Linked DNA regions of Homo sapiens: region 1 is linked to region 2. A link is an interaction called in ENCODE POLR2A ChIA-PET data of the cell type or tissue named here. Cell type or tissue: HCT116. All regions are shown on one strand. Links, peaks and the distances in the headings refer to the core of each region. The heading gives the core; the rest is flanking DNA. Region 1 has its middle 23 kb from the start of SIGLEC15. Region 2 overlaps HAUS1 (HAUS augmin like complex subunit 1).

Evidence for each region. ChIA-PET counts read pairs that join two places held together with the same protein. Peaks named below come from ENCODE experiments on the same cell type or tissue, not always from the same donor. Only the 100,000 strongest peaks of a DNase experiment are listed, where the experiment ranks them.
Region 1: POLR2A ChIA-PET joins it to region 2 with 5 read pairs; 2 of 35 experiments call an interaction of 5 or more read pairs at or near these places.

What each region holds. Positions count from the first base shown.
Region 1 is chr18:45,794,092-45,811,351 of GRCh38, reverse strand. It overlaps a transcript of EPG5 not described here. Among named protein-coding and RNA genes, the nearest start is that of SIGLEC15, 23 kb to the left of the region's middle. RefSeq lists an enhancer at 4,631-5,132. In HCT116, for the core only: no CTCF peak of the experiment used is centred there; DNase peaks (open chromatin) are centred at 8,131 and 8,401; H3K4me3 peaks cover 1,422 bases; H3K27ac peaks cover 1,886 bases.
Region 2 is chr18:46,105,610-46,113,609 of GRCh38, reverse strand. All of the region lies in intron 2 of HAUS1 (HAUS augmin like complex subunit 1), which reads right to left. Among named protein-coding and RNA genes, the nearest start is that of HAUS1, 5.2 kb to the right of the region's middle. In HCT116, for the core only: no CTCF peak of the experiment used is centred there; a DNase peak (open chromatin) is centred at 3,015; H3K27ac peaks cover 1,106 bases.

The DNA of each region.
Region 1 (17,260 bases), core at 4,352-12,351, 310 kb after region 2:
GGTACCACCTCCTCCTTGTACCTCTGGTAGAATTTGAAACTGCTGAATTCTTTTATCAGTTCTAGGAGCTTTCTAGAGGAATTGTTAGGGTTTTCTAGGTAAACAATCATATCATCAGCAAAGTGACAGTTTGACTTCCTCCTTACTGATTTGGATGCCCTTTATTTCTTTCTCTTGTCTGACTGCTCTGGCTAGGACTTCCAGTAATATGTTGAAGAGGAGTGGTGAGAGTGGGCGTCCTTATCTTGTTTCAGTTCTCAGAGGGAATGCTTTCAACTTTTTCCCATTCAGTATTATATTGGCTGTGGGCTTGTCATAGATGGCCTTTATTACATTGAGGTATGTCTCTTGTATGCCAATATTGCTGAGAGTTTTAATTATAAAGGGATACTGGATTTTGTCAAACGCTTTTTCTGCATCTATTGAGATGATTATGTGATTTTTGTTTTTAATTCTGTTTATGTGTTGTATCACATTTATTGACTTGCATATGTTAAACCATCCCTACATCCCTGCTATGAAATCCACTTGATCATGGATCATGGAGTATTATCTTTTTTTTTGTTGTTGTTAGACAGAGTCCCACTCTGTCACCTAGGCTAGGGTGCAGTGGCACTATTTCGGCTCACTGCAACCTCCGCCTCCCAGGTTCAAGTGATTCTCCTGTCTCAGCTTCCTGAGTAGCTGGGATTACAGGTGTGCGCCACAATGCCTGGCTAATTTTTGTATTTTTAGTAGAGACAGGGTTTTGCCATGTTAGCCAGGCTAGCCTTGGGTGATCCACCCACCTGGGTCTCCCAAAGTGCTGGGATTACAAGCATGAGCTACTGAGCCCGGCCGGATTATCTTTTTGATATGTTGTTGGCTTTGGTTAGCTAGTATTTTGTTAAAGATTTTAGCATCCATGTTCATTGGGGATATTGGTCTGTAGTTTTCTTTTTTGGTTTTGTCCTTTCCTGGTTGTGGTGTTAGGATGATGCTGGCTTCATAGAATGATTTAGGAAGGGTTCCTTCTTTCTCCATCTTGTGGAATAGTGTCAATAGGATTGGTACCAATTCTTTTTTGAATGTCTGGTAGAATTCTGCTGTGAATCCGTCTGGTCCTGGCCTTTTTTTGTTGGTAATTTTTAAATTACCATCTCAATCTCACTGCTTGATATTGGTCTGTGCAGGGTGTTTAATTCTTCCTGATTTAAGCTAGGAGAGTTGTATCTTTCTAAGAATTTATCCATCTCTTCTAGGTTTTCTAGTTTATGCACATAAAGATGTTCATAGTATCCTTGAATGATCTTTTGTATTTCTGTGGTTTCAGTTATAATATCTCCCATTTCATTTCTTATTGAGCTTATTTGGATTTTCTCCTTTTCTTGGTTAACTTTGCTAGTAGTCTATTAATTTTATTTATCTTTTTAAAGAACCAGGCTTTTGTTTCATTTATCTTATGTATTTTTTTGTTTCAATTTCATTTGGTTCTGCTCTAATCTTGGTTATTTCTTTTCTTCTGTTGGGTTTGGGTTTGGTTTGTTCTTGTTTCTCTAGTTCTTCGAGGTGTGAACTTAGATTATCTGTTTGTGCTCTTTCAGACCTTTTGATGTGGGCATTTAGGGCTATGAACTTTCCTCTTAGCACCGCCTTTGCTGTATCCCAGAGGTTTTGATAGGTTGTGTCACTATTGTCGTTTAGTTCAAAGAACTTTTTAATTTTCATCTTGATTTCACTTCTGACCCAATGATCATTCAGGAACAGGTTATTTAATTTCCATGTATTTGCATGGTTTTGAAGGTTCCTTTTGGAGTTGATTTCCAGTTTTATTCCACTGTGGTCTGAGAGAGTGCTTGATATGATTTCCATTTTCTTAACTTTATTGAGGCTCATTTTGTGGCCTATCATATGGTCTATCTTGGAGAAGGTTCCATGTGCTGTTGAATAGAATGTATAGTCTGCAGTTGTTAGATGGAATGTTCTGTATATATCTGTTAATTCCATTTGTTCTAGGGTATAGTTTAATTCAATTTTTTTTGTTGCCTTTCTGCCTTGATGACCTCTCTAATCCTGTTAGTGTAGTATTGAAGTCCCCCACTATTATTGTGTTGCTGTCTATCTCACTTTTTAGGTCTAGTAATTGTTTTATAAATTTGGGAGCTCCAGTGTTAGATGCATATATATTTAGGATTGTGATATTTTCCTGTTGGACAAGGCCTTTTATCATTAAATAATGTCCTTCTGTCTTTTTAAACTGCTGTCACTTTAAAGTTTGTTTGAATAGCTACTCCTGCTCACTTTTGGTGTCAATTTGCATGAAATGTCTTTTTCCACCCCTTTACCTTAAGTTTATGTGAGTCCTTATGTGTTAGGTGAGCCTCCTGAAGGCAGCAGATAGTGGTTGGTGAATTCTTATCTACTCTGCAATTCTGTGTCTTTTAAGTGGAATATTTAGGCCATTTACACTCAATGTTAGTATTGACATATCAGGTAGCATTCCATTCATCGGCTATTTGTTGCCTGTATACCTTGTTTTTTTGTTTTTATTTTTTAATTGTATTTTTGTTTTATAGGTCCTGTGATATTTATGCTTTAAATATCAAAATATGTTTTGATGTGTTTCCAAGATTTGTTTCAAGGTTTAGAACTTCTTTTAGCAGTTCTTGTAGTGGTGGCTTGGTAATGGCAAATTCTCTCAGTATTTGTTTGAAAAAGACTATCTTTTCTTTGTATATGAAGCTTGGTTTCACTGGATACAAAATTGTTGGTTGATAATTGTTTTGTTTGAGGAGGCTGAAGATAGGCCCCCAATCCCTTCTAGCGTGTAGGATTTCCACTGAGAAATCTGCTGTTAATCTGATAGGTTTTCCTTTATAGGTTACCTAGTGCCTTTATCTCACAGCTCTTAAGATTCTTTCCTTTGTCTTAACTTTACATAACCTGTTGACAACGTGCATAGGTATGATCTTTTTGTGATGAATTTCCCAGGTGTTTTTTGTGTTTCTTGTATTTGGATGTCTAGATCTCTAGCAAGTCTGGGGAAGTTTTCCTTGATTATTCCCCCAAATAGGTTTTCCAAACTTTCAAATGTCTGTTCTTCCTCAGGAACACTGATTATTCTAGGTTTGGTCATTTAATAGAATCCCAGACTGCTTGGAGGCTTTGTTCATATTTTCTTATCTTTTTTCTTTGTCTTTGTTAGACTGGGTTAATTTGAAGACCTTGTCTTCAAGCTCTGAATTTCTTTCTTCTACTTGTTCGATTCTATTGCTGAGACTTTCCAGAGCATTTTGCATTTCTATAAGTGTGTCCATTGTTTCCTGAAGTTTCTATTGTTTTTTATTTTTGTTATCTATTTCATTGACTATTTCTCCCTTCACTTCTTGTATCATTTTTTTGATTTCCTTACGTTGGGCTTTGCCTTTCTCTAGTGCCTCCTTAATTAGCTTAATAACTAACCTCCTGAATTCTTTTTCAGGTAAATCAGGGATTTCTTCTTGGTTTGAATCCATTGCTGATGAGCTAGTGTGATTCTTTTGGAGGTATTAACCTTGTTTTGCCATATTACCAGAGTTGGTTTTCTGGTTCCTTCTCATTTGGGTAGGTTCTGTCAGAGGGAAGGTCTACGGCTGAAGTCTGTTGTTCAGATTTTTTTTGTCCCACAGGGTGTTCCCTTGATGTAGAACTCTCTCCCTTTTCCTATGGATGTGGCTTCCTGAGAGCCGAGCTGTAGTGATTGTTTTCTCTCTTTAGGACCTTGCCACCCAGTAAGTCTACCAGGCTCTGGTCTGGTATTGGGAGTTTTCTGCACAGAGTCCTGTGATGTGAACCGTCTGTGGGTCTCTCAGCTGTGGATACCAGCACCTGTTCTAGTGGAGGTGGCAGGGAGGTGAAATGGACTCTGTGAGGGTTCTTAGCTTTGGTGGTTTAATGTAGTATTTTTGTGCTGGTTGGCCTCCTGCCAGGAGGTGGCGCTTTCCAGAGAGCATCAGCTGCAGTAGTATGGGGAAGAACAGGTGGTGGGCAGGGCCCTAGAACTCCCAAGAGTATATGCCCTTTGTCTTCAATTACCAGGGTGGATAGGGAAGGACCATTGTGTGGGGGCAGGGCTAGGCATGTCTAAGCACAGACTCTCCTTGGGCAGGTCTTGCTGCATCTGCTGTGGGGGATGGAGATGAGGCTCCCAGGTCAATGGAGCTATGTTCCTACAAGGATTATAGATGTCTTTACTGTGTCATGCAGGTTGTCAGAGCAGTGCAGGAAAGCCAGCAGTTACAGGTCTCACCCAGCTCCCACATAATCCGAAGGGCTGGTCTCACTTTCACTGTGCCCCCTGCCCCCCGCCTGCCAATAGCACTGAGTCTGTTTCCAGGCAATGGGCGAGCAGGGCTGAGAACTTGCCGCACGATACCTGCCTCCCAGCTGCAGTAGCAAGTATGTCTTTCCTTCTTCCCCTGCCTGTGGAGTCTGCACACCAGATTCATGCCCTCCCCTGAGTTCTGACCAGGAGAGTTCTCCACCAGTTCAAATTGTTTCAAAGTTCAGCTGAAGATGTCCTTCTCTCTGTGGCCTTTTCCCAGTGCCTCTGGCTGCCCTTCTGAAGGATCCCGTGAGGCCAGGCAGAAATGGTTTGCTAGGGGACCCAGCGAGCTCACAAGTCTTTCCTCATTGCTTCCTCTGCCCCTGTATTTTGCTAGGCTCTCTAAATTGACTCGGCTTCAGGTAAGGTCAGAGTCTTCTCCTGTATTAGTCTTCTCCTGTATTCTAGACCTTCAGTTTCCCCAGTTGGGGTGTGGGGGTGGGGAGGTGTGTTCAGGGGCAGACAATGTCCCTTTCCCACTTGTACAGTTTGGGCACTCACAGTATTTGTTGTGTCTCCCAGGCAATCTGCTTCCTTCAGAGGGTCTGTGGGTCCTGTGAGGTTTCCTGATTTATTCCTGCAGTCATTCTGGAGCAAAAATTCATGATGCAAGCCTCCACATGCTGCTCTGTGCGTCTGAGTCAGAACTGCAATCTAGTCCTGCCTCCCGCCCACCATGATCCCCTTATCTTTATATTCTTTTACACTGTTTTCATTTTTCTGTTATCTGAATATATTAATTTATGGTAAAAATAGTTTTCCTTTATATTCAGCTCTTGAAGTATCTGCTTTTCACTACCCCCAAACTAGCTAATTTGGCAAATTAATCCCTGGCAATGGGATACTATTGAGCTGATAAATTTTCCCCTCCCAGATAAGTCGCTAATAATAACCAGTAAGTATAGTGGATTTACAGTGTGCCCAGACTGGGCTAAACTATTTGCTTGTTTAATCTTTATACCAATTTCAAACAGTGAGTTTATTTCCATTTTATAAATAAAAAAGGTAGTTGGTAGCATTATTCAGATCATCTATGTTTCCTGAATTTTTATCTTAATTTTTCTATCAAATGCTGAGAGAAGGATGCTAAAATCTTCAAAACTCTACAAAAATCTATGGTTGTAGAATTGTCTATTTCTTCCTTTAGCTCTATCAATTTTTGTTTTATATATTTTAAAGTGCTGTTGTTAGGCACATGCACATACAAGACTGTTATGTTTTCCCAATGACATTTTAATCATTGTGAAATATCCCTCCTAATCTTTGGTAATACTTCTGTGTTGAATGATCTGGCTTTTTCTGGCATGGCATTGCATATACTTTTGCATCTATTTACTTTCACTCTATCTGTATAATTATATTCAAAGTGGGTCCCATTCACAGCATATCTTTAAATCTTACTTTTGTTTTTAAGCCATTACAACAAGCTCTGCTATTTCTTTTTTTTTAGCTAATTGGAAATTTTTGCCTATTAACATTTAATATTATTCTGATTATATTTTGATACACCATTTTATTTGTTTTCTTTTTTGCCCCTCTGATTTTTGTTCTTCTGTTACTTCTTTCTTGTCTTTTTTTTTTTTTTTACAGAAGCTCTTTATTTTGTTTAAATTTTAGATTTACATAAAAGTTGCAAAAATAGTACAGAGAGTTCCTGTATACCTCTCACCCAGTTTCTGCTGAAGTTAACATCTTACATTATCACAGTACATTCATCACAACTAAGAAACTAACATTAGTACACTACTATTAATTAAGTGCCAGACTTTATTCAGATTTCTTTGTTTCTTCACAAATAACCCCTTTTTCCTGTTTCAGGAGCCAATCTAGGGTACCATATTGCATTTAGTGCCTTTTAGAAATTATTATTTGGACATGTTTTAGAATTCCAGTTTAATTTACATATTAATGTTTTTTCTATATATTATTGTAGTTTTTACCCAATGTCCGCTCTAAGAATCACGATATACATTCTTAACTTTTTATAATCTGATTTGAGTTTACATTGTCCCACTTTGCATAAAATATGCAAACCTTGCAATCGTATAGGTCCTCTTATACCTGCCCCCAGCATTCCTTTGTGTTATGATTACCATATGACATTTATATACATTATGCATCCTACAATGCAAGGTCATAATTTTTGCCTTGAATAGTGATATATATTGGAAAGGAATTAGGCTGGAAAAGCAGTTTTTTCTATTTGCTAGTTTTGATGTTCTTCATGTCTAAAGATCCATATTTTCATTTGATATCATTTATCTTCAGATAAAGAACTTTCTTTAGCATTTCTTATAATAAAGGTCTGCTAGTGATAAATTCTCTTAGTTTTCTTTTATTTGGAAAGTCTTTATTCTGCTTCATATTTGATAGATATTGCTTTTAGTGCTTTGAGAATGTTGGTTCACTGTGTTGGCCTCCATTGCTTCTGATATAAGAAATCAACAGTCATTTGACTCATTATTCTCCTCTGTGTAATGTGCTGTTTTTCTCTGCATGCTTTTGACACTTTGCCATTCATTTGACTCTAATGTGCCCAGGCATGTTTTTCTTTTATTTAACTTGATTGGGATTTGCTGAGCTTCTTAGATTTGTAAATTTATGTCTTTTGCCAAATTTGGGGACTTTTTGGCCATTATTTATTCAAATAATTTTTTTCTACCCCATGTCCTCTGTTCTTCTAGGAGTTCAATTGTAGGTATGTTAGACCTTTCAATACCACCCTTTAGGTACTATCATTTTTATCTCTGTCTTTCAGATTGGATATTTTCTGTTGATCTCTCTTTAGATTCACCTACTCTTTCATCTGTTTTAAAAAATTATGTTAAGCCCCATCCAGTTAATTTTTTAAAATTAGATACTGTATTTTTTAGTTATAGAATTTCCATTTGATTATAATTTTAGGCGTCTCTATTTAGGTGATGATACTAACTATGTTTTAATCATTATAAGCACATTTTTCCTTATGTCATTTAGTATAGTAAGAATTGCCATTTTAAAATAAATTTCTATTAATTTCAATATCTGTGTCATCTTGAGCTTGACTTTTGCCTATTATATTTACTCTTGAGAATACATCACATCTTCCTGTCTCTCAATATGTCAAGAAATTTTGGATTGTACTCTGGATATTGTGAATGTCATATTGTGGAGACTGGATTCAGTTGTATTCTTTCAAAGAGTTTTGAATTTTTCATTTTAATGAGAAATTAACTTGTTATGGTTCAAACTGCAAATTCTGTTTTTTTCTGAGTGGCCCCTCATATCTGCTTTTTGTTCTTTCACCCTTAGATAGGGTGCTTACAATCTCTGCTGTACATGGGTGTTTGGGGGTCAGGCAAAAATTGGGGCAGACTTTATACATGGAATTTGGGATTTTCTTTCTCTGGCTCTCTCCCTTTGAGGATTCTCCCTCACTTTCTAGCAGCTGGGGTTGCCCTCAAACTCTGTCTGCCAGTTCTTCAGGCCAGAAAGATGGTGAGTTTCTTCTCAGTTTTAGCTGCCCCTCAGGACAGTGACTGCAGCTGACCATCAGGCCAAAAGTGGTAAAAACAGGAGAATAACCTCCTACTAACCCTTTCTTCCAAGTGTTAACTTCCCCCTGGAGCCTGCTTGCTGTTGTATACTCTCCAGGGCCTTCAGATAGATTTTGTCCTCTCCCAACCCCTGAGTTTATAGTTGTTATTGGCAGGAAGCTCAGTACAGTAAGCGTTTACTCAGCCATACCAGAAGTGGAACTCGATCCAGATCCTGATTCCTAGCCACTGAGTTGTACTGACTGTCACATAGTAAAATGGCTCTTCTGGCCTCATCCCATATTTTATAAAGGATCATTGCTCTGAGAAATGTCTCAAATGATAGGTTTTCAGATATTATGTAAGGCTGATAATGTCTTTGGAGATAGGGACTTTTCTCAATGCTTTTCAAATTACAATGCCCAGTCCATCTATAGACAAGCACCTCCACCACCACCTCCTTTTTTTCCTATAGAGAAAGTAATGACTCTGTACATAAACAGGAGATACTGACTCATGAAGGGCTAAGCTGGCCTCTGTGAGTGACTCACTATGCCTTAAGAGACTGGGGGAAGGGGCCATGTGGTCAGGCCACCTACTAATGCTGGGTTCTGACTTGACTAGATTTAGAGCAAATTGACCCTGATTTGGGAAAGGTATAAACTTGATTTACCAGGTCATTAGAAGACATTTTCTGTTCACTTTTATTTACCATCAAGAGAGCATGAGATCCTAGGATGTGATTAGAAATGAGCAAATAAATGCAATTTGAATTAAGTCATTCAGTCATGCAGAGTGAGGGTGGGGCAGAAGGTGAGGAGAGGCAGTAGGACAGTGTGGGGAAAGGTATTGGGCACAAGTGGGCCCTGTTGGGCTTAGTCCCCACCTCCTCCCTTCTCTGGGCACTGGGGTGGGGTTGGAAGTTTGGATGTAGCTGGAAAGGACCAGAGACTTTTTTTTTTGTTTTTTGTTTTTGAAATGGAGTCTTGCTCTGTCGCCCAGGCTGGAGTGCAGTGGTGTGGTCTCAGCTCACTGCAATCTCTACCTCCCAGGTTCAGGAGAATCTCCTGCCTCAGCCACCTGAATAGCTGGGACAACAGGTGCATGCCATCATGCCCGGCTAATTTTTGTATTTTATTAGAGATGGGGTTTTGCCATGTTGGCCAGGCTGGTCTTGAACTCCTGACCTCAAATGATCCACCTGCCTCGGCCTCCCAAAGTGCTAGGATTACAGACGTGAGCCACCATGCCTAGCCTGAACCAGAGTCATAAAGATCAGTGCCAGTACTTGTTGTAGCTTCAGTCTTCCCTGACTGGAGAGTGTTGGGGACTTGGATTGTTGTGGGGAGTCTCCAAGGAAGGGCCACTCCATCACATCAGCACTCCACCAAGGGAGGATCACAGGGAACAGGAGGCAAGGCAGGAAGAGCTGGGGGTAGGAGGGAGTGGACACTGCAGGGTGAGGTGCCACAGGACAAAACCATCCTTGCTGCCCCCTGTCAACCCTTCCGCCATCAGAGCTGATGAGGCAGGACCCAGAGAGCCCTCAGAGAGTGTGATAAAGCTCAGCCCTCCCTAGGGTGGGCACTGCTCCTCCCTCTCAGGAGAGCCCTGAAGGGGGTGGATGCCAAAGCTGTCCCCTGGTGGCTGTAACTGCCATCTGAACTCCTACCAGCTGGCCTTCCTTCCTGTGGACTAAGTGGCTTCAGCTGCACACAGTGACCTTCAGGAGGAGAAATGCAGTTTCCTGTACCCCTTCCTCCTGGGAGTGGGACTGTAAGTGATTAAGGGAGTAGGAGAAGGGAAGGAACAGGGGGATTAAAGACTGGGAAAGGAATGGAAGGGAGGGAGGGGAATGAATAAAACTGACAGGAATGACAAGAGGGTGTGTTGTGCAATTGTCACAAATTCTGGGTTGCACACTAAGCTCAGTGCCATCCCTTCTTCCCTGGCACTACCTTCTCCTCCAAGTTTGGGCAGGTCCTTTTCCTGCTGGTTTCCTGTTTCATAACTGTCAAGTTTTGCTCACCAGCACCCTCCATCAAATGTTTAAAAGCCAATTACTGGGAAGGCCAAGGGAGGAGGATTGCTTGAGCTCAGGAGTTCGAGACCAGCCTGGACAACATAGTGAGACCCTGTCTCAAAAAACAAACACACAGGGCCGGATGTGGTGGCTCACGCCTGTAATCCTAGCACTTTGGGAGGCTGAAGTGGGCAGATCACTTGAGGTCAGGAGTTCAAGAACAGCCTGGCCAACGTAGTGAACCTTGTCTCTACTAAAAATACAAAAATTAGCCAGGTGTGGTAGCACGCACCTGTAATCCCAGCTACTTGGGAGGCTAAGGCAGGAGAACTGCTTGAACCCAGGAGGCAGAGGTTGCAGTGAGCTGAGATCGTACCACTGCACTCCAGCCTGGGTGACAAAGCGAGACTCCATCTCAAAAAAACCGAAAAACAACCCCCCATTCAAAACACAAAAACCCAAACACACAAAACAAAAAAATTTAAGAAAGTAGGAGGAAGATGCTTTGGAGTCTATACACCACCTCTTTCAAAAATGCTCACCTGAATTTCCTGCAACCAGTGTTCCCTCCTTCCAAACAGGTATCAAGACGCTCACCTTTTAAGAGGCTTGCCCTAACTGGAGTGCTGGAGTCTGAACTTTCTTTGAACATCGTTTGATCTCAGATGCAGCCAGTCCTGTGCACAGCCTGATGGGATGGAATGTTCAGGATCATCATGTGATTCCCCTGGGTGGCCTAGCTGAGGGACACAAATTTCCCCAGGCAGAGAAGACAGCACAGGAGGAAGAAGCTCCAATATCGAGAGTGAGAGGGCTGCAAATTCGTCAAGAGCTGGCACCTCCAACCAAAAATGTGCAGTTATCGATCAATAAAACCAGCTTTTGTTTTAATTTTTGACTTTTTGATTTTTAGTTTTTTCCTCCCCAGCCATCATGGTGCTGCATGCCCATTGTAGAAATCTGAGAAAATGATAAAGAGGTTGATGAAAACTGTCTATGAAGTTACTACCCACTGTATTTTTCATCTATTTTTTTCTTTTATACCTGAGATAAAATAGTGTATACTATTTTTTTTTTTATTTTTGTGAGAGAGGGTCTTACTGTGTTGCCAAGGCTGGTCTTGAACTCCAGGGTCCTCCTGCCTCAGGCTCCTGAGTAGCTGAGATTACAGGTATGCACCACACGTTCAGCTATCCTATTTATACTGCTTTAAAAACTTAACTCCATGTCAATAGAATTTTCCCATGACATTAAAACTCTGTGGAGGTGGAGCCAAGATGGCCGAATAGCAGCAGCTCCAGTCTACAGCTCCCAGTGTAAGCGATGCAGAAGACGGGTGATTTCTGCATTTCCAACTGAGGTACCGGGTTCATCTCACTGGGGAGTGCTGGACAGTGGGTGGACAGTGGGTGCAGCACACCATGCATGAGCCGAAGCAGGGCGAGGCATCACCTCACCTGGGAAGCGCAAGGGGTCAGGGAATTCCCTTTCCTAGTCAAAGAAAGGGGTGACAGATGGCACCTGGAAAATCGGGTCACTCCCACCCTAATACTGTGCTTTTCCAACGGGCTTAACAAATGGCACACCAGGAGATGATATCCCGCACATGGCTTGGAGGGTCCTATGCCCACGGAGCCTCGCTCATTGCTAGCACAGCAGTCTGAGATCAAACTGCAAGGCAGCAGTGAGCCTGGCTGAGGGTCACCCGCCATTGCTGAGGCTTGAGTAGGTGAACAAAGCGGCCGGGAAACTCGAACTGGGTGGAGCCCAACACAGCTCAAGGAGGCCTGCCTGACTCTGCAGGCTGCACCTCTGGGGGCAGGGCACATACAAACAAAAGTCAGCAGTAACCTCTGCAGACTTAAATGTCCCTGTCTGACAGCTTTGAAGAGAGTAGTCGTTCTCCCAGCACGCAGCTTGAGATCTGAGAACAGGCAGACTGCCTCCTCAAGTGGGTCCCTGACCCCTGAGTAGCCTAACTGGGAGGCACCCCCCAGTAGGGGCGGACTGACACTTCACATGACTGGGTGCACCTCTGAGACAAAACTTCCAGAGGAAGGATCAGGCAGCAGCATTTGCGGTTCTCCAATATCTGCTGTTCTGCAGCCACCGCTGCTGATACCCAGGCAAACAGGGTCTGGAGTGGACGTCCAGCAAACTCCAACAGACCTGCAGCTGAGGGTCCTGACTGTTAGAAGGAAAATTAACAAACAGAAAGGACATCCACACCAAAAACCCATCTGTACGTCACCATCATCAAAGACCAAAGGTAGATAAAACCACAAAGATGGGAAAAAAACAGAGCAGAAAAACCAGAAACTAAAAATCAGAGTGCCTCTCCTCCTCCAAAGGAACGCAGCTCCTCACCAGCAACGGAACAAAGCTGGATGGAGAATGACTTTGACGAGTTGAGAGGAGAAGGCTTCAGAAGATCAAACTACTCTGAGCTAAAGGAGGAAGTTCGAACCAATGGCAAAGAAGTTAAAACGCTTGAAAAAAAATTAGACAAATGGCTAACTAGAATAACCAATGCAGAGAAGTCCTTAAAGGACCTGATGGAGCTGAAAACCACGGCACGAGAACTACGTGACGAATGCACAAGCCTCAGTAGCCGATGTGATCAACTGGAAGAAAGGGTACCAGTGATGGAAGACAAAATGAATGAAATGAAGTGAGAAGAGAAGTTTAGAGAAAAAAGAATAAAAAGTAACGAACAAAGCTTCCAAGAAATATGGGACTATGTGAAAAGACCAAATCTACATCTGATTGGTGTACCTGAAAGTGACGGGGAGAATGGAACCAAATTGGAAAACACTCTGCAGGATATTATCCAGGAGAACTTCCCCAATCTAGCAAGGCAGGCCAACATTCAAATGCAGGAAATACAGAGAATGCCACAAAAATACTCCTCGAGAAGAGCAATTCCAAGACACATAATTGTCAGATTCACCAAAGTTGAAATGAAGGAAAAAATGTTAAGGGCAGCCAGAGAGAAAGGTTAGGTTACTCACAAAGGGAAGCCCATCAGACTAACAGCTGATCTCTCGGCAGAAACTCTACAAGCCAGAAGAGAGTGGGGGCCAATATTCAACATTCTTAAAGAAAAGAATTTTCAACCCAGAATTTCATATCCAGCCAAATTAAGCTTCATAAGTGAAGGAGAAATAAAATACTTTACAGACAAGCAAATGCTGAGAGATTTTGTCACCACCAGGCCTGTCCTAAAAGAGCTACTGAAGGAAGCACTAAACATGGAAAGGAACAACCAGTACCAGCCACTGCAAAAACATGCCAAATTGTAAAGACCGTCAAGCCTAGGAAGAAATTGCATCAACTAACGAGCAAAATAACCAGCTAACATCATAATGACAGGATCGAATTCACACATAACAATATTAACCTTAAATGTAAATGGGCTAAATGCTCCAATTAAAAGACACAGACTGGCAAATTGGATAAAGAGTCAAGACCCATCAGTGTGCTGTATTCAGGAAACCCATCTCACATGCAGAGACACACATAGGCTCAAAATAAAGGGATGAAGGAAGATCTACCAAGCAAGTGGAAAACAAAAAAAGGCAGGTGTTGCAACCCTAGTCTCTGAAAAAACAGACTTTAAATCAACTAAGATCAAAAGAGACAAAGAAGGCCATTACATAATGGTAAAGGGATCAATTCAACAAGAAGAGCTAACTATCCTAAATATATATGCACCCAATACATGAGCACCCAGATTCATAAAGCAAGTCCTGAGTGACCTACAAAGAGACTTAGACTCCCACACAATAATAATGGGAGACTTTAACACCCCACTGTCAACATTAGATGGATCAATGAGACAGAAAGTTAACAAGGATATCCAGGAATTGAACTCAGCTCTGCACCAAGTGGACCTAATAGACATCTACAGAACTCTCCACCCCAAATCAACAGAATATACATTCTTTTCAGCACCACACCACACCTATTCCAAAATTGACCACATAGTTGGAAGTAAAGCACTCCTCAGCTAATGTAAAAGAACAGAAATTATAACAAACTGTCTCTCAGACCACAGTGCAATCAAACTAGAACTCAGGATTAAGAAACTCACTCAAAACCGCTCAACTACATGGAAACTGAACAACCTGCTCCTGAATGACTACTGGGTACATAACGAAATGAAGGCAGAAATAAAGATGTTCTTTGAAACCAACGAGAACAAAGACACAACATACCAGAATCTCTGGGACACATTCAAAGCAGTGTGTAGACGGAAATTTACAGCAGTAAATGCCCACAAGAGAAAGCAGGAAATATCTAAAATTGACACCCTAACATCACAATTAAAAGAACTAGAGAAGCAAGAGCAAACACATTCAAAAGCTAGCAGAAGGCAAGAAATAACTAAGATCAGAGCAGAACTGAAGAAAATAGAGACACAAAAAACCCTTCAAAAAATCAATGAATCCAGGAGCTGGTTTTTTGAAAAGATCAACAAAATTGATAGACCACTAGCAAGACTAATAAAGAAGAAAAGAGAGAAGAATCAAATAGACGCAATAAACAATGACGAAGGGGATATCACCACCAATCCCACAGAAATACAAACTACCATCAGAGAATAATATAAACACCTCTATGCAAATAAACTAGAAAATCTAGAAGAAATGGATAAATTCCTCGACACATACTCCCTCCCAAGACTAAACCAGGAAGAAGTTGAATCTCTGAATAGACCAATAACAGGCTCTGAAATTGAGGCAATAATTAATAGCTTACCAACCAAAAAAAGTCCAAGACCAGATGAATTCACAGCCGAATTCTACCAGAGGCACAAGGAGGAGCTGGTACCATTCCTTCTGAAACTATTCCAATCAATAGAAAAAGAGGGAATCCTCCCTAACTCATTTTATGAGGCCAGCATCATCCTGATACCAAAGCCTGGCAGAGACACAACAAAAAAAGAGAATTTTAGACCAATAACCCCGATGAACATTGATGCAAAAATCCTCAATAAAATACTGGCAAACCGAATCCAGCAGCTCATCAAAAAGCTTATCCACCATAATCAAGTGGACTTCATCCCTGGGATGCAAGGCTGGTTCAGCATACGCAAATCAATAAACATAATCCAGCATATAAACAGAACCAAAGACAAAAACCACATGAATATCTCAATAGATGCAGAAAAGGCCTTTGACAAAATTCAACAACCTTCATGCTAAAATCTCTCAATAAATTGGGTATTGATGGGACGTATCTCAAAATAAGAGCTATCTATGACAAACCCACAGCCAATATCATACTCAATGGACAAAAACTGGAAGCATTCCCTTTGAAAACTGGCACAAGACAGGGATGCCCTCTCTCACCACTCCTATTCAACATAGTGTTGGAAGTTCTGGCCAGGGCAATCAGGCAGGAGAAGGAAATAAAAGGTATTCAATTAGGAAAAGAGGAAGTCAAATTGTCCCTGTTTGCAGATGACATGATTGTATATCTAGAAAACCCCATTCTCTCAGCCCAAAATCTCCTTAAGCTGATAAGCAACTTCAGCAAAGTCTCAGGATACAAAATCAATGTACAAAAATCACAAGCATTCTTATACACAAATAACAGACAAACAGAGAGCCAAATCATGAGTGAACTCCCATTCACAATTGCTTCAAAGAGAATAAAATACCTAGGAATCCAACTTAAAAGGGATGTGAAGGACCTCTTCAAGGAGAACTACAAACCACTGCTCAGTGAAATAAAAGAGGATACAAACAAATGGAAGAACATTCCATGCTCATGGGTAGGAAGAATCAATATCGTGAAAATGGTCACACTGCCCAAGGTAATTTACAGATTCAATGCCATCCCCATCAAGCTGCCAATGACTTTCTTCACAGAATTGGAAAAAACTACTTTAAAGTTCTTATGGAACCAAAAAAGAGCCCAGATTGCCAAGTCAATCCTAAGCCAAAAGAACAAAGCTGGAGGCATCATGCTACCTGACTTCAAACTATACTACAAGGCTACAGTAAGCAAAACAGTATGGTACTGGTACCAAAACAGAGATATAGACCAATGGAACAGAACAGAGCCCTCAGAAATAATGCCGCATATCTACAACTATCTGATCTTTGACAAACCTGACAAAAACAAGCAATGGGGAAAGGATTCCCTATTTAATAAATGGTGATGGGAAAACTGGCTAGCCATATGTAGAAAGCTGAAACTGGATCCCTTCCTTACACCTTATACAAAAATTAATTAAAGATGGATTAAAGATGTAAACCTTAGACCTAAAACCATAAAAACCCTAGAAGAAAACCTAGGCAATACCATTCAGGACACAGGCATGGGCAAGGACTTCATGCCTAAAACACCAAAAGCAATGGCAACAAAAGCCAAAATTGACAAGTGGGATCTAATTAAACTAAAGAGCTTCTGCACAGCAAAAGAAACTACCATCAGAGTGAACAGGCAACCCACAGAATGGGAGAAAATTTTTGCAATCTACTCATCTGACAAAGGGCTAATATACAGAATCTACAATGAACTCAAACAAATTTACAAGAAAAAAACAAACAACCCCATCAAAAAGTGGGCAAAGGATATGAACAGACACTTCTCAAAAGAAGACATTTATGCAGCCAAAAACTGCATGAAAAAATGCTCATCATGACTGGCCATCAAAGAAATGCAAATCAAAACCACAATGAGATACCATCTCACACCAGTTAGAATGGCGATCATTAAAAAGTCAGGAAACAACAGGTGCTGAAGAAGATGTGGAGAAATAGGAACACTTTTACACTGTTGGTGGGACTGTAAACTAGTTCAACCCTTGTGGAAGTCAGTGTGGCGATTCCTCAGGGATCTAGAACTAGAAATTCCATATGACCCAGCCATCCTATTACTGGGTATATACCCAAATGATTATAAATCATGCTGCTATAAAGACACATGCACATGTATGTTTATTGCGGCATTATTCACAATAGCAAAGACTTGGAGCCAACCCAAATATCCAACAATGATAGACTGGATTAAGAAAATGTGGCACATATACACCATGGAATGCTATGCAGCCATAAAAAATGATGAATTCATGTCCTTTGTAGGGACATGGATGAAGGTGGAAACCATCATTCTCAGCAAACTATCGCAAGAACAAAAAACCAAACGCCACATGTTCTCACTCATAGGTGGGAATTGAACAATGAGAACACATGGACACAGGAAGGGGAACATCACACTCTGGGGACTGTTGTGGGGTGGGGGGAGGGGGGAGGGTTAGCATTAGGAGAGATACCTAATGCTAAATGATGAGTTAATGGGTGCAGCACACCAACATGGCACATGTATACATATGTAACAAAACTGCACGGTACCCTAAAACTTAAAGTA
Region 2 (8,000 bases), core at 1-8,000:
ATAAGCATGTTCACAGAATTAAAGGAAACCAAATTAAAGAAGGAACATGAGGTAAGATGACAATGTTGCATCAAATAAAGAATATCAATGAAGAGAAATTGTAAGAAAAGAACTAAATGGGAATTCTAGAGTGCAATAACTGAACTGAAAAATTCACTAGAGAGAATTAACACTAGATTTGCAGCGGCAGAAGAAAGAATAAGTGAACTTGAAGATAGATCAAAGATATTATGGGCTGGGCATGGTGGCTCACGCCTGTAATCCCAGCACTTTGGGAGGCCAAGGCAGGCAGATCACTTGAGGTCAGGAGTTTGAGACCAGCCTGGGCAACATGGTGAAACCCTATCTTTACTAAAAATACAAAACTTAGCCAGGCATAGTGTTGCACGCCTGTAGTCCCAGCTACTTGGGAGACTGAGGCATGAGAATCGCTTGGACCCAGAAGGTGAAGGCTGCAGCGAGCTGAGATTCCGCCACTGCTCCAGCCTGGGCAACAGAGTGAGACCCTGTCTCAAAAAATATATATATATATATGGAATATATATATTATATATATAATATGGAATATATATATTATATATATAATATGGAATATATATATTCCATATATATGGAATATATATTATATATATAATATGGAATATATACATATTATATATATTATATATATTATATGGAATATATACACATTATATATATTATATATATAATATGGAATATATATACACATTATATATATTATATATATGTAATATGGAATATATATACACATTATATATATTATATATATAATATGGAATATATATACACATTATATATATTATATATATAATATGGAATATATATACACATTATATATATTATATATATAATATGGAATATATATACACATTATATATATTATATATATAATATGGAATATATATACACATTATATATATTATATATATAATATGGAATATATATACACATTATATATATTATATATATAATATGGAATATATATACACATTATATATATTATATATATAATATGGAATATATATACACATTATATATATTATATATATAATATGGAATATATATACACATTATATATATTATATATATAATATGGAATATATACACATTATATATATTATATATATAATATGGAATATATACACATTATATATATTATATATATAATATGGAATATATACACATTATATATATTATATATATAATATGGAATATATATACACATTATATATATTATATATAATATGGAATATATATACACATTATATATATTATATATAATATGGAATATATATACACATTATATATTATATATATAATATGGAATATATATACACATTATATATATATTATATATATATGGAAGCCAAAGAACAGAGAAAAAAAGAACAAAGGAAAATGAAAGGCCAGGTGCGGTAGTTCACGCCTGTAATCCCAGCACTTTGGGAAGCCAAAGCTGGCGGATCACGAGGTCAGGAGATCGAGACCAGCCTGGCCAACATGGTGAAACCCCATCTCTACTAAAGATACAAAAAGTTAGCCGGGTGTGGTGGTGCATGCCTATAATCCCAGCTACTCAGGAGGCTGAGGCAGGAGAATAGCTTGAACCTGGGAGGCGGAGGTTGCAGTGAGCTGAGATCGTGCCATTGCGCTCCAGCCTGGGCAACAGGGCAAGACTCCATCTCATAAAAAAAAAAAAAAAAGAAAAGAAAAGAAAATGAAGAGAGCCACAGAGAAATGTGGAACACCATTAAGCATACCAACATACGCATAATGGAAGTACCAGAAGGAGAGAAAAGAGAAAGAAGTGAAAATAATATAACAAGAAATTAGCTGGGTGCAGTGGTTAATGCCTGTAATCCCAGCACTTTGGGAGGCCGAGGCAGGCAGATCACTTGAGGTCAGGGGTTCAAGACCAGCCTGGCCAACATGGTGAAACCCTATCTCTATTAAAAATACAAAAATTAGGCTGGGCGCTGTGGCTCACACCTGTAATCCTAGCACTTTGGGAGGCTGAGGTGGGAGGATCCCTTGAGGCCAGGAGTTCAAAACCAGTCTGGCCAACATGGCGAAACCCCGTCTCTACTAAAAATACAAAAATTAGCCAGGTGTGGTGAAATATGCCTGTAAGTCCAGCTACTCAGGAGGCTGAGACAGAATTGCTTGAGCTGGGGAGGCAGAGGTGGCAGTGAGCCGAGATCAAGCTCCTGTACTCCAGCCTGGGCAACAGAGTGAGACTCTGTCTCAAAAATAATAACATTAATAATATAACAAGAAACAATGCTGAAAATTTACCATGCTCATTCAAAAGCAATAATATACACATTCAGGAAGCTCAACAAATCCAAGTAAAATAAATGTAAAGAGAACTACAAACAGACATATTAGGGTAAAAAATGCTGAAGTAAAAGAAAATCTTGAGGCCGGGTGCATTGGCTTATGCCTGTAATCCCAGCATTTTGAGAGGCCGAGGTGGATGGATCAGGAGATCAAGACCATTCTGGCTAACACGGAGAAACCCTGTTTCTACTAAAAATACAAAACATTAGCCAGGCATGGTGGCCCATGCCTGTAGTCCCAGCTACCCAGGAGGCTGAGGCACGAGAATCGCTTGAATCCGGAAGGCAGAGGTTGCAGTGAGCCGAGAATGCGCCACTGCACTCCAGCCTGGGCAACTCCGTCTCAAAAAAAAAAAAAAAAAGAAAATCTTGAAAGCAGCAAGAGAAAAAAAAAACTACCTGTTACTTACAAAGAAACCCCAGTAAGATTAATGCTGACTTCTTGGTGAAATAATGTAGGCCAGAAGACAGTGAAATAACACATTCAAAGTGCTCAAACAGAAAAAAATCTTCAACCAAGAACCCTACACCTAGCAAAACTACCTTTAAAAAATGAAGGCACAGCCTAGGCAAAATAGCAAGATCCCACCTCTACAAAAAAATTTGAAAGGCCAGGTTGGTGACTCACGCCTGTAATCCCAGCACTTTGAGAGGTCAGATGGGTGGATCACCTGAGGTTAGGAGCTCAAGACCAGCCTGGCGAACATGATGAAACCCTGCCTCTACTAAAAATACAAAATTAGCCAGGTGTGGTGGCTCATGCCTGTAATCCCAGCTACTGGGAATCTGAGGCAGAAGAATCACTTGAACCCAGGAGGTGGAGGTTGCAGTGAGCCGAGACTGCGCCACCGCACTCCAGCCTGGGCAACAAGAGTGAAACTCCATCTAAAAAAAAAAAAAAAAAAAAAAAAAAAAACCTTAAAAAAATAAGCTGGGCATGGTGATTTACACCTGTAGTCCTATCTACTTGGGAGGCTGAGGCAGGGGGATCACTTGAGCCCAGAAGTTCGAGGCTGCAGTGAGCTATGATCATGCCACTACACGTCAGCCTGGGTGACAGAGCAAGACTCTGTGTCAAAAAAAAAAAAAAAAAAAAAGGACAAAATAAAGTCTGCTAGATAGAAAAACCACAGAGAATCTGTTGCTAGCAGACTCAACTTACAAGAACTAAGGGAAGTTTTGTAGGCTGAAATCAAATAGCCCCAAATGGTAATCTGAATGCATATGAAAAAACAAAGACTGTAAGTAATGGTAACTATGGAATTATAAAGACAGCATACATGCATATTTTTTCTACTTTCTTCCCTTAACTGATTAAAAAAGCAACTGAGGCAGGGCGTGGTGGCTCACACCTATAATCCCAGCACTTTGGGAGGCCGAGGTGGGCGGATCATGAGGTCAGGAGTTCGAGACCAGTGTGGCCAACATGGTGAAACCCTGTCTCTACTAGGAATACAAAAATTACCTGAGCACGGTGGCATGTGCCTGTAATCCTAGTTATTCAGGAGGCTGAGTCAGGAGAATTGCTTGAACCCAAGAGGCGGAGGTTGCAGTGAGCTGAGATCACACCAAAGCACTCCAGCCTGGGCGACAGAGCATGACTCTGTCTCGGGAGGAAAAAAAAAAAGAAAAGAAAAAGAATACTCCACCCAACAAGAGAATACACATACTTCTCAAGGGCACATAGAACACTCTTCAGGAGAGAACAGCTTTATGCTAGGCCATAAAACAAATGTCAATACATTTAAAAGGATCAAAATAATGCAATGTATTCTCTGGTCATAATGAAATGAAATGAGAAATCAATAACAGAAAGAAATTTAGGAAATTCACAAATATGTGTGATATAGTTTGGCTCCGTGGCCCCACCTAAATCTCATGTTGAATTGTAATCCCCACGTGTCAGGGGAGGGGACTGATGGAAGGTGATTGGATCATGGGGGCGGACTTCCCCCTTACTGTTCTCGTGATAGTGAGTTCTCACCAGATCTGATGGTTCAAAAGTGTGGCACTTCCAGCTTCATGCCCTCTGTCTCTCTCTCCTGCTCTGGCATAGTGAGTAAGACGTGCCTTGCTTCCCCTTCACCTTCAACCATGATTGTAAGTTTCCTGAGGCCTCCTCAGCTACGTGGAACTGTGAGTCAATTAAACTTCTTTTCTCTTTTTTTTTTTTTTTTTTGAGACGGAGTCTTGCTCTGTCTCCCAGGCTAGAGTGCAGTTGCGCGATCTCAGCATACTGCAAGCTCCACCTCCCAGGTTCATGCCATTCTCCTGCCTCAGCCTCCCAAGCAGCTGGGACTACAGGCGCCCGCCACCATGCCCGGCTAATTTTTTGTATTTTTAGTAGAGACGGGATTTCACCGTGTTAGCCAGGATGGTCTTGATCGCCTGACCTTGTGATCCGCCCGCCTCGGCCTCCCAAAGTGCTGGGATTACAGGCTTGAGCCATCATGCGGGGCCTAAACCTCTTTTCTTTATACCCAGTCTCAGGTAGTTCGTTATAGCAGTTTGAGAACGGACTAATACAAAGTGGAATTAAACAACACACTCCTAATAACCAACAGGTAAAGATGAAATCAAACACATTAGAAAATACTTTGATATGAATGAAAATGTAGGTACAATGCAACAAAACTTATGAAATACATTGCAAATGGTATGTGGAGGGAAATTTGTACTTGTAAATTCCTATTTTAAGAAAGAAGAAGAATCTCAAATCAATAACCTAACTTTCCATTTTAAGACACTGAAAAAAGAAGAGCAGACTAAACCAAAAGCAAGCCGAAGGAATTAAATAATAAAAATTAGAGTGGGCCAGGAGTGGCTGCTCACACCTATAAATCGCAGCACTTTGGGAGGGTGAGGCAGGGTCAGAAGTTTAAGGCCAGCCTGAGCAACACGGTGAAACACTGTCTCTAGTAAAAATACAAAATTAGTGACAGAGCAAGACTCCGTTACCAAAAAAAAAAAAAAAAAAAGAAGTAAATTCCCTCAAATTGACAAAGGGTGTCTACAAAAATCCCACAGCTAACATTACACTTAATGGTGAAGACTGGATTCTCTCTTGTCTAGGATTAGGGACAAGACAAGGAGTCTGTATTTGCCAATTCTATCCAACATCATATTGGAGGTTCTAGCCAGGGCAATTTCTTCTCATTTGCCTCCTCAAGTGACAAACAGGTGGCACGAAGAATGAATAGTTTCAATAGTTTCATTTGTATTCCTCATGATTAAAAATCTCCACACAGCCAGGCACGTGGTGTGCACCTATAATCCCAGCTACTTGGTAGGCTGAGGTGGGAGGATCACTTGAACCCAGGAGTTCAAGACCAGCCTGAGCAAAATAGGAAGACTCTGTCTCTCCACTATAAAAAACAAAAACAACAACAAAACTTCATCTAAAAGTTTTATGTCCTTTCCCAATTCCTGCAAATATTTCCAAAAGTTCCAATCTCATGTGCTGTAAAGAACTGTGCTTTGCAGAAATAAAAACTGCACCTAAAAAATGATTTGGATTATTTTTAACTCAAAGGTCATTCAAGTCCAGCGAGCTATAGATGGCATTACTACTCAGTTTTTAGAATCGCAAATGGAGGAAGCTGAAACTCTTTACCAATACACATCAATGTACACTTGTTATAAAGTTCCACATATTTTTCATTTTCTGCTCAACACTTTCACTGTATAAAAGAAGGAAAAACTTAGAAAAGAGAAGTAATGATGCATAGAGCTATCAGATCTCAATGGTGGCAATGCTCTTCTAGATACCTAGACATAAAAATTGTGTTAAAATTTTGCATACATTAGTTAGAACATTTGTTATTTAATATGTATCACCCTGAAAGGTATTTAAGGACAGACATAAATAATTTTACTTTGAAATCCTTAGATTTTTGGTTACAGTATATGATAGACAAAAAAGAAAGCTCTTATAAAATGAGATTTTTCTGGGCTCCAAGTCCCTTTCTCTGCACTGTATTTTAATAATTACAAAAATAAAATCATTTAAAAATAAGACAATTTTAAAAGCACATATATGGGAGAATATGGCTATAAAGGAGTGGCACAGGGGAGGTTTTTGGGGTGATGGAACTGTTCTGCATCTTGATTGTGTGATTTCAGATTGTGAGAGTGGTTCTACACTCTAAGTGTATTAAAATGGTACACAAAAATAAAAAGTCAATTTTACTGTATGTTAATTTTTAATTAATTAATTAATTAATTTTTTTTTGTTGTTGAGAGAGTCTCACTCTGTTGCCCAGGCTGGAGTGCAGTGGTGTGATATCTGCTCACTTCAGCCTCCACCTCCCGGGTTCAAGAATTTCTCCCGCCTCAGCCTCCCAAGTAGCTGGGATTACAGGCACATACCACCACACCTGGCTAATTTTTGTATTTTTAGTAGAGACGGGGTTTTACCATCTTGGCCAGGCTTGTCTCAAACTCCTGGTCTCAAGTGATCCGCCCACCTTGGCCTCCCAAAGTGCTGGGATTACAGGCGTGAGCCACTGCACCTGGCCCTGCTGTATATTAACTTTTAAAAGAAAACTGGAAAAAAGCACATATGCAATAGAATCAAATATAAACTGCACTATATTCAAAATATCATATGTAACAAATACCATACATCTGATTAAATATAGGGCAAATGCAGGCCTCACTTCCTCTCTTTGGTGTATTCTCGTATCTAAAAAGATTTTTGTCAATCTTTACTTTTGTGGTTTGTATTATCAAAACAATAGGCATCTTGAATGCACTTTTTCTTTTTTTCTTTTTTTTTTTTTGAGACGGAGTCTTGCTCTGTCGCCCAGGCTGGAGTGCAGTGGTGCGATCTCGGCTCACTGCAAGCTCCGCCTCCTGGGATCACGCCATTCTCCGGCCTCAGCCTTCCGAGCAGCTGGAACTACAGGCGCCCGCCACCACGCCCGGCTAATTTTTGTATTTTTAGTAGAGACGGTGTTTCACCGTGTTAGCCAGGATGGTCTTGATCTCCTGACCTTGTGATCCGCCCGCCTCGGCCTCCCAAAGTGCTGGGATTACAGGCGTAAGCCACCGTGCCCGGCCTTGAATGCACTTTTTCAAACTATATATGCCCAGCAGAAAATTCTAATGCAATCTCCTGATACGTAGTCATAGAGTAATTTCGTCCAAGTCTCACATTTCATGGCCACCACCTCAGGTGTCCTGATAGGTCCGTATGACTAAATCATGGAGACCGGAAACAGAAAAAACAGATAGGTAAGTAAAAAACCACAAGGCATCTTGTGTGTCAGACTAACAAGTTTAGACTCTTTTAAGGCTTACTGTTTTGCTATCAGAGTACCAATAAGATATTTAGTATAATAACATTTATTACTTAGAGAATTACTACTGGCCAGGCAGGGTGGCTCATGCCTCTAATCCTACCACTTTGGGAGGCTGAGGCAGGCGGATCACCTGAAGTCAGGAGTTCGAGACCAGCCTGGCCAATATTGTGAAACCCTGTCTTTACTAAAACACAAAAATTAGCCGGGTGTGGTGGTGCAGGCCTGTAGTCCCAGCTACTTGGGAGGCTGAGGCATGAGAATCACTTGAACCCAGGAGATGGAGGTTGCAGTGAGCTGAGATCACACCACTGCACTCCAGCCTGGGCGACAGAGCAAG